2 separate regions of the Homo sapiens genome follow, and region 2 is linked to region 1. The links are chromatin loops, found by intact Hi-C in ENCODE. Cell type or tissue: PC-3. All regions are shown on one strand. Each heading gives the region's core, and the rest is flanking DNA. Links, peaks and the distances in the headings are about the cores only.

Evidence for each region. Peaks named below come from ENCODE experiments on the same cell type or tissue, not always from the same donor. Only the 100,000 strongest peaks of a DNase experiment are listed, where the experiment ranks them.
Region 2: it touches region 1 in a loop (4-fold over the local background); 2 of 110 quality-filtered maps call a loop at or near these places.

What each region holds. Positions count from the first base shown.
Region 1 is chr10:77,580,388-77,586,203 of GRCh38, forward strand. All of the region lies in intron 1 of KCNMA1 (potassium calcium-activated channel subfamily M alpha 1), which reads right to left. Among named protein-coding and RNA genes, the nearest start is that of KCNMA1, 55 kb to the right of the region's middle. In PC-3, for the core only: no CTCF peak of the experiment used is centred there; DNase peaks (open chromatin) are centred at 2,524 and 3,354; H3K4me3 peaks cover 559 bases; H3K27ac peaks cover 2,874 bases.
Region 2 is chr10:77,171,263-77,177,078 of GRCh38, forward strand. The region is part of intron 5 of KCNMA1 (potassium calcium-activated channel subfamily M alpha 1); the gene reads right to left. Among named protein-coding and RNA genes, the nearest start is that of KCNMA1-AS2, 33 kb to the left of the region's middle. In PC-3, for the core only: a CTCF peak has its summit at 2,783 (motif pointing right); a DNase peak (open chromatin) is centred at 2,809.

The DNA.
Region 1 (5,816 bases), core at 548-4,547:
AAAAAAAAAAGAAATGTCTTTATTTTCAGAAATGCAAACTAAAATCTCTAGGGATGAAATCCTGTGATATTGGTAACTGACTTTCAACATATTTCAGCAAATAAAAAATGAACGCATCAAAAACAGCTCCAATCTCTACTGCCTTCCTCCTGGCCCATGACTTGGGAAATGCAGGGCAGGGTCAGCCTGCCCCAGGATCCCACACACACTTCTAGGAGGTAGGTGTCTCTGGATCCATGTGGCCTGTGCATGTGATGAGGGGCCTCTTGCTCCTGCAGAAGAGCCATCTGTGCTTTGCAAAAGAGGTCAGAGTCCCAAGCCATAGCAGCCAAGGGCAGAGACCAAAGTCCAGACCTGTTCCTGAAGCTAAACCACTGTTGCAGGTACCTTTGCTCTCCGTGATCTTTTGCCAATGACCCAAAAAGAAGCTGTGAATTTCTGACCCTGCACTCATAAATGCTGGTGTCCATCAAGCCCTTACCATGTGGCCCAATACTTTATATGCATTATTATCTTTCCTAAACTTCACAACAAGCCTATGGGAAATATACTATTTTCTCCACTTTGCAGATGAGGAAACTGAGGCTTAGAGTACAACCTGTGCCATCATACAGGTCCCCACACCTGGGAAGAATCCATGCTTGGCTTAATGCTCTGCTATCACCATCATAAAATTCTTCATACATTTTATAGGAACCCTACATTCGCATTCTGCACAGGACCCTGCAAGTTACATAGCCAATCTCACTCAGGTCTCACGGCTCACTGGTGGTGACATCAGGGGTAATGCAGGCAGTAGGACTCCAGCACCTGCCTGCCATCCATGACAGTGTTAGAAATTTCATGTAAGTGGCTATTTGATTCCAGGCTGCTAAAAGCCAAAGCCAGGACAGACACCAGGCTCTGTTTGATACCCAATTCTCAACACTTTTTTTTTTTTGAGACAGAGTCTCGCTCTGTCACCCAGGCAGAGTGCAGTGGCGTGATCTCGGCTCACTGTAACCTCTGCCTCCCGGGTTCACGGCATTCTCCTGCCTCAGCCTCAGTAGCTGGGACTACAGGTGCCCGCCACCACGCCTGTTTAATTTTTTGTATTTTTAGTAGAGATGGGGTTTCACCGTGTTAGCCAGGATGGTCTCGATCTCCTGACCTAGTGATCCACCCACCTCAGCCTCCCAAAGTGCTGGGATTACAGGCGTGAGCCACCACACCCAGCCCCAATTCTGGACTCTTAACTCAGGCAGGACAAACAGTTGGTGGCCTGGGCCCACCCAACTGCCGTGCTCAGTTGCCTTACTCCCTCCACTCTCAGCCTCCTTGAGAAGCACCTTTCCTCTCTCGGCCACTTCTGTTTCCTCCACAGTGACCTTGGAACGGTGACTAGGAGTGCTGCAGGTGGTGGCCTTAGAAGGACAGGGGCCAGCCCAGTCCCACTCTCCGGCTGTCACTGAAGAAGCACATGCTCCTCAATGGAGGAAGACAGCTTCAAAGAGCATCTGAGTTTTAGGAAGGGTAGGAGACAGCTGGAACAGAGGCCGATTCTGCCAGCTGTCATCGGTCTCTGATCTCCTGGCAAGAAAGCTGGCCATAGAGTAAAACCTCTTTTTAAAAATTCAGCAAACCAGGAGACATACCCTCAGGGTGTAGCTCTGAGGTTCCAATATACATATTTTCCCAGGGCTGAGAAGACTGGAAATTTCTCCAGCAAGATCAAATGCAATGCATCTCAACCCAGACCCACCAGGGCAAAAGCAGAATCTGTCCCCGAAGGTCAACGACATCATCACTGACATTGAGTCTAGCTCAGGCTCTGGAGCTGGTCTGCCTGGGCTTGAATCCTAGCTCTGATGCTCGCTAGCTGATTGGCCTTGGCAAGTTATTTAACCTCTTCATATCTTTGTTTCTTCCTCTGTAAAACAGAAATAATGATGCCTGCATCAGGGTTATTATGAGGCATAAACAACTTAATATATGTGGAAGAGGAGCTTAATAATTGCTAGTGATTAAAGTTGATATCATCATTTTCAAGCTCTGCTTAGGGACCTGAAGAAATGCTCATTCCCTACCTAATGCAAGCGGGGCTTAAAACCTAGATGACGGGTTGATGGGTGCAGCAAACCACCATGGCACGTGTATACCTATGTAACAAACCTGCATGTTCTGCACCTGTATCCCAGAACTTAAAGTAAAATTTTTAAAAAATGTTCATTCCCCCGGAAGTAGCCCCAACCTTGCCATGCCCTAAATCCGCTGCTCTAAAATCCCTAACACAAGCAAGAAGTATTGCCTCTTCTTGACCAACTGCAAGGAAGTGCCTGCTTCTCCAGGACACCTACAAGGGCAGCTCACAGAGCCATGCCCCTCGGGGGACTTCTTGACCTTGGTGGTGGAGGCCTTGGCAGACGCTCAGGTGTTTGGTTCCATATTTGCTTCCAGATAAGACTGTTTAGTAGACATGCAACTGCTTAGCTATGCCCCAAGGCATGGGGCAAGCCACCAGCCAGGGAGGGCCCACTTCCTCTGACTCATCTGCACACATGACAGGCCACCAGCCCCATCCGCCAATAGCAAGGCAAAGCTGACTCAGGCAACATGAGATTACGAGAGCATCTCCCTCCCCTCCTACTTCAGTCCACAGCAATCTGTGCCTCCAACCTTCTTTGTGCTACAAAGATAACTCACTGGTCCAGGATTATCATGGTACCTCTGTGACAGGCTCATCAGCAGGGCTGCTCTTGCCAATCTCTTACTGCTCAGAGCCTGGCCCTTGTAGCTCTGCCTGCTCTTCCCTGGTCCTGAACCTTGCTTCTGCTCCTTGGACTCCCAGGTTGGGCTTCTTCCTGGTCAGTCTTATGCAGGTCTGACCACAACTAGTCCCACTATGAAGCCCATCAGAAATGAGGTCAATGCATCACTGGCCCAGTTTCACAGAAAGATGGACGGGGGCACAAATGGCTGCTGGAATCCAGGTCCTGACAAATAGAGACTTGATAGAGCATGGTTGAATATTTCTCACATAGGGACACAAGTCCAGAAGGCATATGGCATCTCTGAGTACTGGATGTCATACCAGGAGAGTCTCATCTCAAAAGGAGGTGATGATCATGTATTTGGCCTTCAAAGCCCATGCTGCTATAATTTTCTAAGATCTGAAATCTGAGTAATACAACAGCAGTCAGCTTCATGACCAAGAGCCCATCCTTGAGGGAAACTGACTCTTCCTCCTCTGATGAGTGACTTGACTTTCCAGGCAAGTAAAGCAGGATTGAGCTTACTCCTGGGTCTCAGGGTTGCCTCCCTGGCCTGGGGCAGAGCAGATGAAGAGGAAGTGGGTGTTGATTCTTAGTGGTTTGGGGCTTCAACCTTGTCACCTACCTTTCAGGCCTAGCCTCAGTCCTGACTCAACAGGAGAGGCCAACACACCCAACTCCACTTCCTAAAGGCTTTGGTGCCCAACCCCAAGTCCTGATCACTACTCAGGAAGGAAATACAAGGAAATGCCTTCCAGGTAGGAAAGGAGGTATAACCATATGTAGATAAAAAAGGAACTTTCCATTTCTGTAAATTGAAGTCTTATTCACACAAGAGACAGATTGCAGGGGGCTGGATTTATGGGGTAAGATGATTAAATTCTGTGTCCTCTTTCATATGTCATGCTTTATCACGCATTACTAAGGATCTGATTTGGTGGCAATTTGTTGATTTCTTCAGTTCTTAGCTCAGTTACAAAAACGCAGTGAGCAGGACTTGGGTACCCTGCCAGTCAGCTCCTTAGGGTCAGAGAAACACCGTCAGTCCACAGTGCTTTATAACCACCCAACCACCTTAGACGGGGCCTTGGTATTCACTACCCACTCGTCCTCCCCTAGCAACAAGCACCAACAATCCAACATATACGTAAGACTTGTGGGAAGCCCTTATTTGTCTTTATAGCCACAGAATGTGGTACATTTAAGTTGTTCCATAAATGTTTTTGTTTTTGTTTTGAGACTAAGTCTCGCTCTGTTGCCAGGCTGGAGTGCACTGGCGCAATCTCGGCTCACTGCAACCCCTGCCTCCCAGGTTCAAGCAATTCTCCTGCCTCAGCCTCCAGAGTAGCTGGGACTACAGGTGCATGCCACCACGCCCAGCTAATTTTTGTATTTTTAGTAGAGACAGGGAGGGTTTCACCATGTTAGCCAGGGTGGTCTCGATCTCTTGACTTCATGATCTGCCTGCCTCAGCCTCCCAAAGTGCTGGGATTACAGGCATAAGCCACCACGCCTGGCCTTGTTCCATAAATGTTTTTAAAGAAGAACATGCTCCCTGAAATCCAGCCCATACGCCATTCAGTCTCTGACTCTGTCTCTGACAGAGACACTCAAGAGTGAGCTGGGAGAAGGCCTGGCTGTCTGACATCACCTAGGAGGCTGAGGTCTGACCCAGTCTTCCAGACCCTAAGAAGTCTCACAGAGAACCCAGCACTCGGCTGCACTTAAGGCTTCCACAGCACGCTGTTCCAGCATCACCTCCAGCTCCCTATGGGAAGCCCACACACCTGGCCAAGGGACACTGGAGCATGCACTCCCTGCACAGTCCTCTCAGCCACTCTAGCCCTTTGCTCACGTTCTTCTCTGACCCCAGAACAACCTCCCTACCCTTCTCCAAGCTGTCCCTCAAAACCCATTGATCACTTAAGAATCTCCATAGCAGATCTTTTGTACTTGGCATACTGAACTCTGACCACATGCTGGGCAGTTTGCTGGATGACAGGAGTACCAAGAGGACGAAAACACATGCCTGCTCTCAGGCCACTCAGACTATCGGGGGAGGTGAACAGAGGAACAAATGGCTGCAACTCCTGCACAGTCAGACTGGCTGGGGTGAGTCTCAGCCCCACAACGCACTAGCCGGGTGACCTGAAGCAAGTCGCTTAACTTAAAATGTCTGTTTCCTCTTCTCTCATATGAGGACAAGCATGGTACTGATTTCACCAGGCCGTTGTCGCAGTTGTATGAATTAATATAATTAAAGACAACATTTATTTTACTCAAAAATTACTGGAGTAAGAGGAGTGAAGGTAATGCACAAGCTATATTACTTGGTTTTGTACCAAGCTCTTATCAGATTGCTTTCACTAGATTGGTGCCCTGTGCACATGGCAGGCCCTCAAGAAATGTTTGTAACCCTTCCTTGAACATGCTCTGCACTTTACCCAGCTTTTCTGTTCTCATCACCTCTTCAACATTGTTTGTATAAAAATTATGTATTCTGCAAGGATGAGATCAGATGCCACCTCCCCTAATTAGGTTTACATGCTTCATGATTCCCAGACGAACAACTTCCCTGTCTTGTTTTTGGATTTCTCAGGCATCTAAAAACAGGTCCTCACCACCTTCAGTTATACCCATCCATATAGGTATACTATATGCTCCTATCAGACCACAGCTCCTTGAAGACAAATACTGAGATTCATGCATTGTTATTTGGGGCCAAGGCTCTAGCGACAGAACAATTAAAAAGCAGTGCTATTTCTGTAGGGGAGCACTCCAAAACTCCTTTCCAAAACCTTTTTCTCATAAGCCCATGAGCCAGAATGGCTTTCCAGAACCTCATTTTTATCAAAAATAGAAACCAATCTGACCACGCACACTTTATATCAGAGTGAAATGGAACATCCCAAACTTTTATCAACATGCATTTTCTGTTCCCGGTATATAATAAAGGGTCCCAATGTTTATCTAACATTTTTCTGAAATCAGTATGTAACACTCTCCACTTCTGAATCTGATGGGGCACCAGTCAGTTTCATAGTCATCACTGGAGAGACTCTGTGC
Region 2 (5,816 bases), core at 549-4,548, 410 kb before region 1:
CTGGTGCACTCAAAGTTTGAGAACCACTGGTCTATCTAGAATACATAGTGTGCTTGTTCCAAAGCAATTGTCCTTACCACGACCCAAAGAGCCTCACAGAATAGATTTCGGAAAGTACGTGTGCGTGTGTGTGTGTGCGTGTGTGTGTGTGTGTGTGTGTGTGTGTGTGTGTGTGTGTGTTGAAGTTTCTCAGGTATTCAGGTATGTTCCTCTGGTTTAAGAACCACCACTGTGCCAGGCCTCTCAACAGTGGCTGCACAAGTGAAATTATTCAGAGAACTTGAAAACATTCTGGTGACTGAGTTCATCCCCAATTCTCATATGCTTGGTTAGAAATACAGTCTGGCCAGGAGGACGTGTCAGAGTTCCTGGGTGATTCTAACATACTGCCAAGATCATTTAGCCCATAGAAGAATCACCAGGAGAATTTGTTAAAACAGATTCCTCAGCCCTACCTTTCAGAGATTCTCCAGGTTTAGGGTTGAACTCCAACATTTTTATTTCTATTAAGCTCCCAGGCCATGTGCTGGCTTGCAGACCGCACCTCGAGTAGTCCTGCTCTAGGAGAAACATGTTTATATTTTAGATACCTGAAATCTTCTTTGGGCTGGGATGGCCAACTTTCCTCCATCTGTTCCTCCTCTAAATTCCTATAAACTTACTGTTCTTTCTAGAGGACACTCCAATTAAGTTATTAACATCTTATAGAGGCAAGATCTATGTTTTCCCCATCTTTGGGTCACTCCTAGCACCTAGGGATTTGCACACAGTAGGTGTTCAGCTGAATAATGCAGTCGAATCCCTGAGCTGGTTTCAGGTGTTCATTTTCTCCCTATCTGATCTGCTAGCCAGGTCAATCCATTATGGCCCTGGTCTCATGGAAAAGAATCAAGGCATCTATTTTTTGAAGATGATGTGAAGGTAAATATACGTCCAGTCCTAGAGATTTAGGTTGCTGAGGAGGCTGTTCCAATAATACCCCAGATGAAGTACAGCCATCTGGAGAGGTTTTGGCATCCATGCAAACCTACTGCTGAATTCGTTCCTTGAAGACATTCATTTTAGGATGGTATTTCCAATTTGGCATATAACAGAGCCATGCAAATCAATGAGGATTTAGAATCTCTACTTACGGAGGGCATCTTATTTAAAGCGTGTCCCTGACAAAGCAATATCAAGGGAACACAATTGGAAATCTCTTGGAGAGGAGTAATTTCTCTAGAAGCAGTTTTAGCTATAGCAGCGACCGGAACAGCAATGAGCTCCCTGAAATACATCCAAATTTTTAGTATTCCACTTGGCTGGGCTGCCTTCTTCAGAGCCCAATCATAGGGACAGAACTTAATAATGAGTTCATTTTTCTTGTCACACTAGAGCAATTCAGTTGCAATGCTATTCATAAGGTGTATGTTGCCATTGAATTCTTTCTCAAAAAAAAACAAAAAAAAAAAAGCTCAAGCCAAGAGTAGAGCCCCATGTCAGTCTATATGCGCTAACAAAATACCTTAGACTGGGTAATTTATAAACAACAGCAATTGATTGCTCACAGTTCTAAAGGCCGGAATGTCCCAGATCAAGGCGACAACAGATTCAGCATCTGGGGAGGGTTTTTTCTCTGCTCCATAGATGGCACTTTCTTGTTTCCCTGCATGGTGGGAGGGACAAACAGCCTCCCAAGGGCTTCTTTCATAAGGGCACCAATACCATTCCTGAGGGCTCCACCCTCATGATCTAATCATCTCCCAGAGGCCCCATCTCCAACACGACGGCATTGGGATTTCATTTCAACACATACATTTGGGGCAGATACAAACATTCAGACCATAGCAGCCCATAACATCTAGCATGATACTATTTCAACATGGACTAATGGTAAAAACATGGATTGTTTTTATTTATTTGGCTACTTGTATAGAATGGGTCAAGAAGCTCAGAAGAGGGGACTGGTGAACATGGGGGAAAAAAGTAGTTTGGAGGCTGGTAAGTTATTAAAAATGTGTTAACTTGTAGCTTGAGAGACAGCATAGTATCATATCAAGTAACATGGACTTTGGAGGTAGATTGCCTGAGATCAAAGCTGAGCTCTACCATTTACTCACTAGGTGACTCTCAGCAATTTATTTAACCTTCTGAAGCCTCAGTTTCCCCATCTGTAATATGGGCCCCCAAATGACACCTATTTCATAGTACTGTTTGGAAGAGCACTTGAGACAATTATATACTGTATGTACATACACATACATACATATATATACACATATATGTAATATGTGTAATATGAACACATCTAACTTTATTCTAGTTATGGAAGCACTTTTCTTTTGGATTTCTCTTTCTCTCAAACCCCCCAACCCCCACTCTCCTAAGGACACCTGGCCCAAAAAGGGAAATCATACTTTTTCTTTTCTTTATTTCACTATTCTTATTCTAAAGAAACCCACAGACTACAGACAGCAGTTTACTTAGAAGGCTCTGGGCTTCAGGGAATCTAGATGTCCAAGTTGAAAGTCAGCTGCCTGGAACATGGAGTGGGTGACCTCTGGGGGCACTCAGGGGCCCTTCCTTCCAGGCTTCGGGCACTGTCACTGAGAAGCAACTCCCTTGGGGGAGGGGTGCTTTTGGTCATAGCGGTTGAGTCAAGTTATCAGATGTCAAATAGCTTATAGGAGTTCAAAGTGAGCCTATCTCCACCACTGCTAACCACGAACTGCCCATCTGAGCATGATGAAATTGGCCCCCTTCCCCTCTCCCCTTGCTACTTAATTGCTCACAAATCCAGCAAATTGCAGGACCAGCCTCTAGGGGGCACCAGAGACCTTTCCTTTCAGAGCCCAAAATGCCATTTCAGTAGCAGCAGAGTAGTGTGTCCTGGAGCTGGAGCATGGTCCAGTGTCTCTTGTGCTTTTTGGCCTACTGAGTCCTTAAGTATATTTAATTTAATTTGGGTAGGGTGGTAGAGGGTTCCTTTTAACAGTGTATTCATGATTTCTCTAGCATTTCTTCAGGAAAGTTATTTATTTCTTTTAGATATAGAATTTTTACCATTGGTCCATTCACTCAAAATCACTTCAAAAAACATTTGCTAAGCTTCCACTATGTGCAAGAGTGTCCTGGGCATACAAAAAGTAAAAAGCCATGGTGTGTGCTGTCACAGACTCATTCTAGAGCAGCGTGGTCCCACAGAACTGTCTATGATGATGGAATGTTCCACATCTGTGCTGTCCAGCTCCGCAGCCAATGAGCCACATGGGGCTCTTGAGTACCTGAAAAACAGCTGGTAGGATGGAGGAACTGAGCTTTTAAATAGGCAAATGTGGCTAGGAGCTACCATACTGGACAGCACAGTGTATTAGTTTGGTGCAAAAGTAATTGTGGTTTTGGCCATTTTTAAGTGGATTGGTAAGCCTGGCTATTTAAAGTGTGGTCCACAGAGCAGGAGAATCACTACACCTGAGAGCTGGTGGAAATGTAGATCTCTGACGTTAGCATAGGCTTCCTAAATCAGAAACTGCATTCTAACAAGATCTCCTGGTGCTTCTCATGCACAGTAAAGTTTAGAAAGTTAGGAGATGCATACAAGTGGTTCTCATCCTGACTGCACTTCAGACACAACTGAGAAACATTAAAAGAAGCTGAGCCTAGGTCACACCCTCCACCCAGAGATTCTTAGGTTAATGGTTTAAAGGCTTGGCCTGAACATGAAGAGTTTTAAAAGCACTCTGGGGGATTCTAATAAAAATTCGAGAACCATCCCAGCATAAGTCAGTACGGTGGCTCCAAAACTGGAGATCACCAGGAGTGCTTGTTAAAACACAGACTGCTGGCTCCAACTCGCGGTTTCTGATCCCTGGGTCTCGGTTGAGCTCTAAGAACCCTCATGTGTAACAAGTCCCCAGTAACGCTGATGCTGCTGATCCAGGAACCACACTTTGAGAACCACTGGTCTAATCATTTTAAAAGATGGGCTCCAGAATTGGACTAACCTGAGTCTTGGACCTGCCACTTACTTAGACCCTGAACCTCAGTTTCCCAAACTGTAAACTTGGGCTATGAATATTTACTCATCGAGTTATTGTGAATATTAACTCAGAGAATGACTGTGAGATGCTGGGCATAGTGCCTACTTTTAATAAGCAATCAATAACTGTTCCTTACTATCATGATCCTAAGAAGACTCACTCATTCATTCATTCAACAAGTATGAACTATGTGTCAGGCACTGTTCCAGGTACTAGGGACATAGCGAAAAACAAGGGGGCCACAGTCCCTGCCACATTGCTATCATGGAAGCTGCAGTCCTACCTGTCAGTACAAAGCAGGCTGCGTATGGTGCTCCTATAGCACGAATCCTAACAGCACAATACAAAGGTCAGAGAGGAATTCATTCCAATGGATGAGAATGGGAAAGCTGCACACAGGAGCTGGAGTCAGAGCTGTGCCTTAATGGGGAGAAGGATTACAACCTGCAGAGTCAGGGCAGGAACTTACTCATGACCAGGCACAGGGCAGAGACAGCAAGAAGATGCAGCTAGCAGCCTAGTGGAGCTGGGGCAGGAAGTACAGGGAAAGGGGAGGCAGGAGGCAGGGCTGTGCATATGGGGATGCCAACCAGGGTCTGCCTCCACTCTCTGGCCAAACCATACTATTTGTGTTTGTTTAAATCCCAAACACTGAAAATTACTGATGTCAGGAAACTGAAACCAGGCCACAGCTTTCATTCTTGATTATTCTTACCAAATGCAGAGGCCAGTCAACAGAAGGTCCAGAGATTCACAGAATCATCCTGACCCTGCCTGAAGGTGGGGCGGGGCTCTTCAGCCAAGCAGGTGGCCTTGGGCCCAGATGCTCCATTGAAGCAGAGGAACAGAGAGATGCTTGAGACTTCAGCTGAGCCCTGGGTGGGGTAACCATTAAAAGGAAGAGTGGTGTGCTGACCCCATCCACCGCTTCCCTTAGGAAAATGGTGGCCTACCACCACAACTCTTTGGTCTCATTTGGGTTTCTCTGTAAACTCCAGAAAGCAATAAAGCATGATTCCTAAAAAAGAGGGCTACTAGGTGGAGGTTATGCAGACCTAATATGTTCCCCTCAGTCACTGCAGCTGCACAGGAAGGGGCACCCAAACCTCAGAGTAAGTTGCGTAAGAACAACAGACAACAGGCAAGTCTGTCTAGTAACTCACCTGTTCCCATGAAAAGAAAAAAAAATGTCACTCCATGCAAATGAGGGGTGTGGGAGGGTGTTGAGCTTCAATAAGGCTCTCCCCAACGGTCTCCTCCCTAACAGGCTGTAAAATAACATGAAGCATGGCCCCAAAGGGCCGTGAATGACCCCTGGAGCAAAGGACTCCAAAAGGCTCTGCAGAGCTTTTGGCACATCTGAACAGGGGCCCGGATCCCAGCGCACCCTCTTCTGGGCTCTGACTTTGGCAAGTTACTCAACCCCTCAGAGCCTCAGATTCCTCTTTGGAAATAATAATGGGAATAATAATATGCCCCTTTTGGTAGGCAGAACGATGACCCTCAAAGATGTCTGTGTTAATCTTGGGACCTGTGAATATGGTCATCTACATGCCAGAAGGAAATGAACGCAGCAGGCAAATTAAGGTTGCTGATAGGCTGACCTGGAGATGGGAAGAGTATCCTGGAGTATCCAGGTGGGCCCAATGTAATCACAAGAGTCCTTAAAAGTAGAAGAAGGAGGCAAAGAAGAGATGGCAGGAAGCAAGATCAGAGTGATGCAAGGTGGGGATGCACCCTTAGTTGCTGGCTGTGAAGGTGGAGAAAGGGGCCATGAGCCAAGGGGTGTAGGTGGCC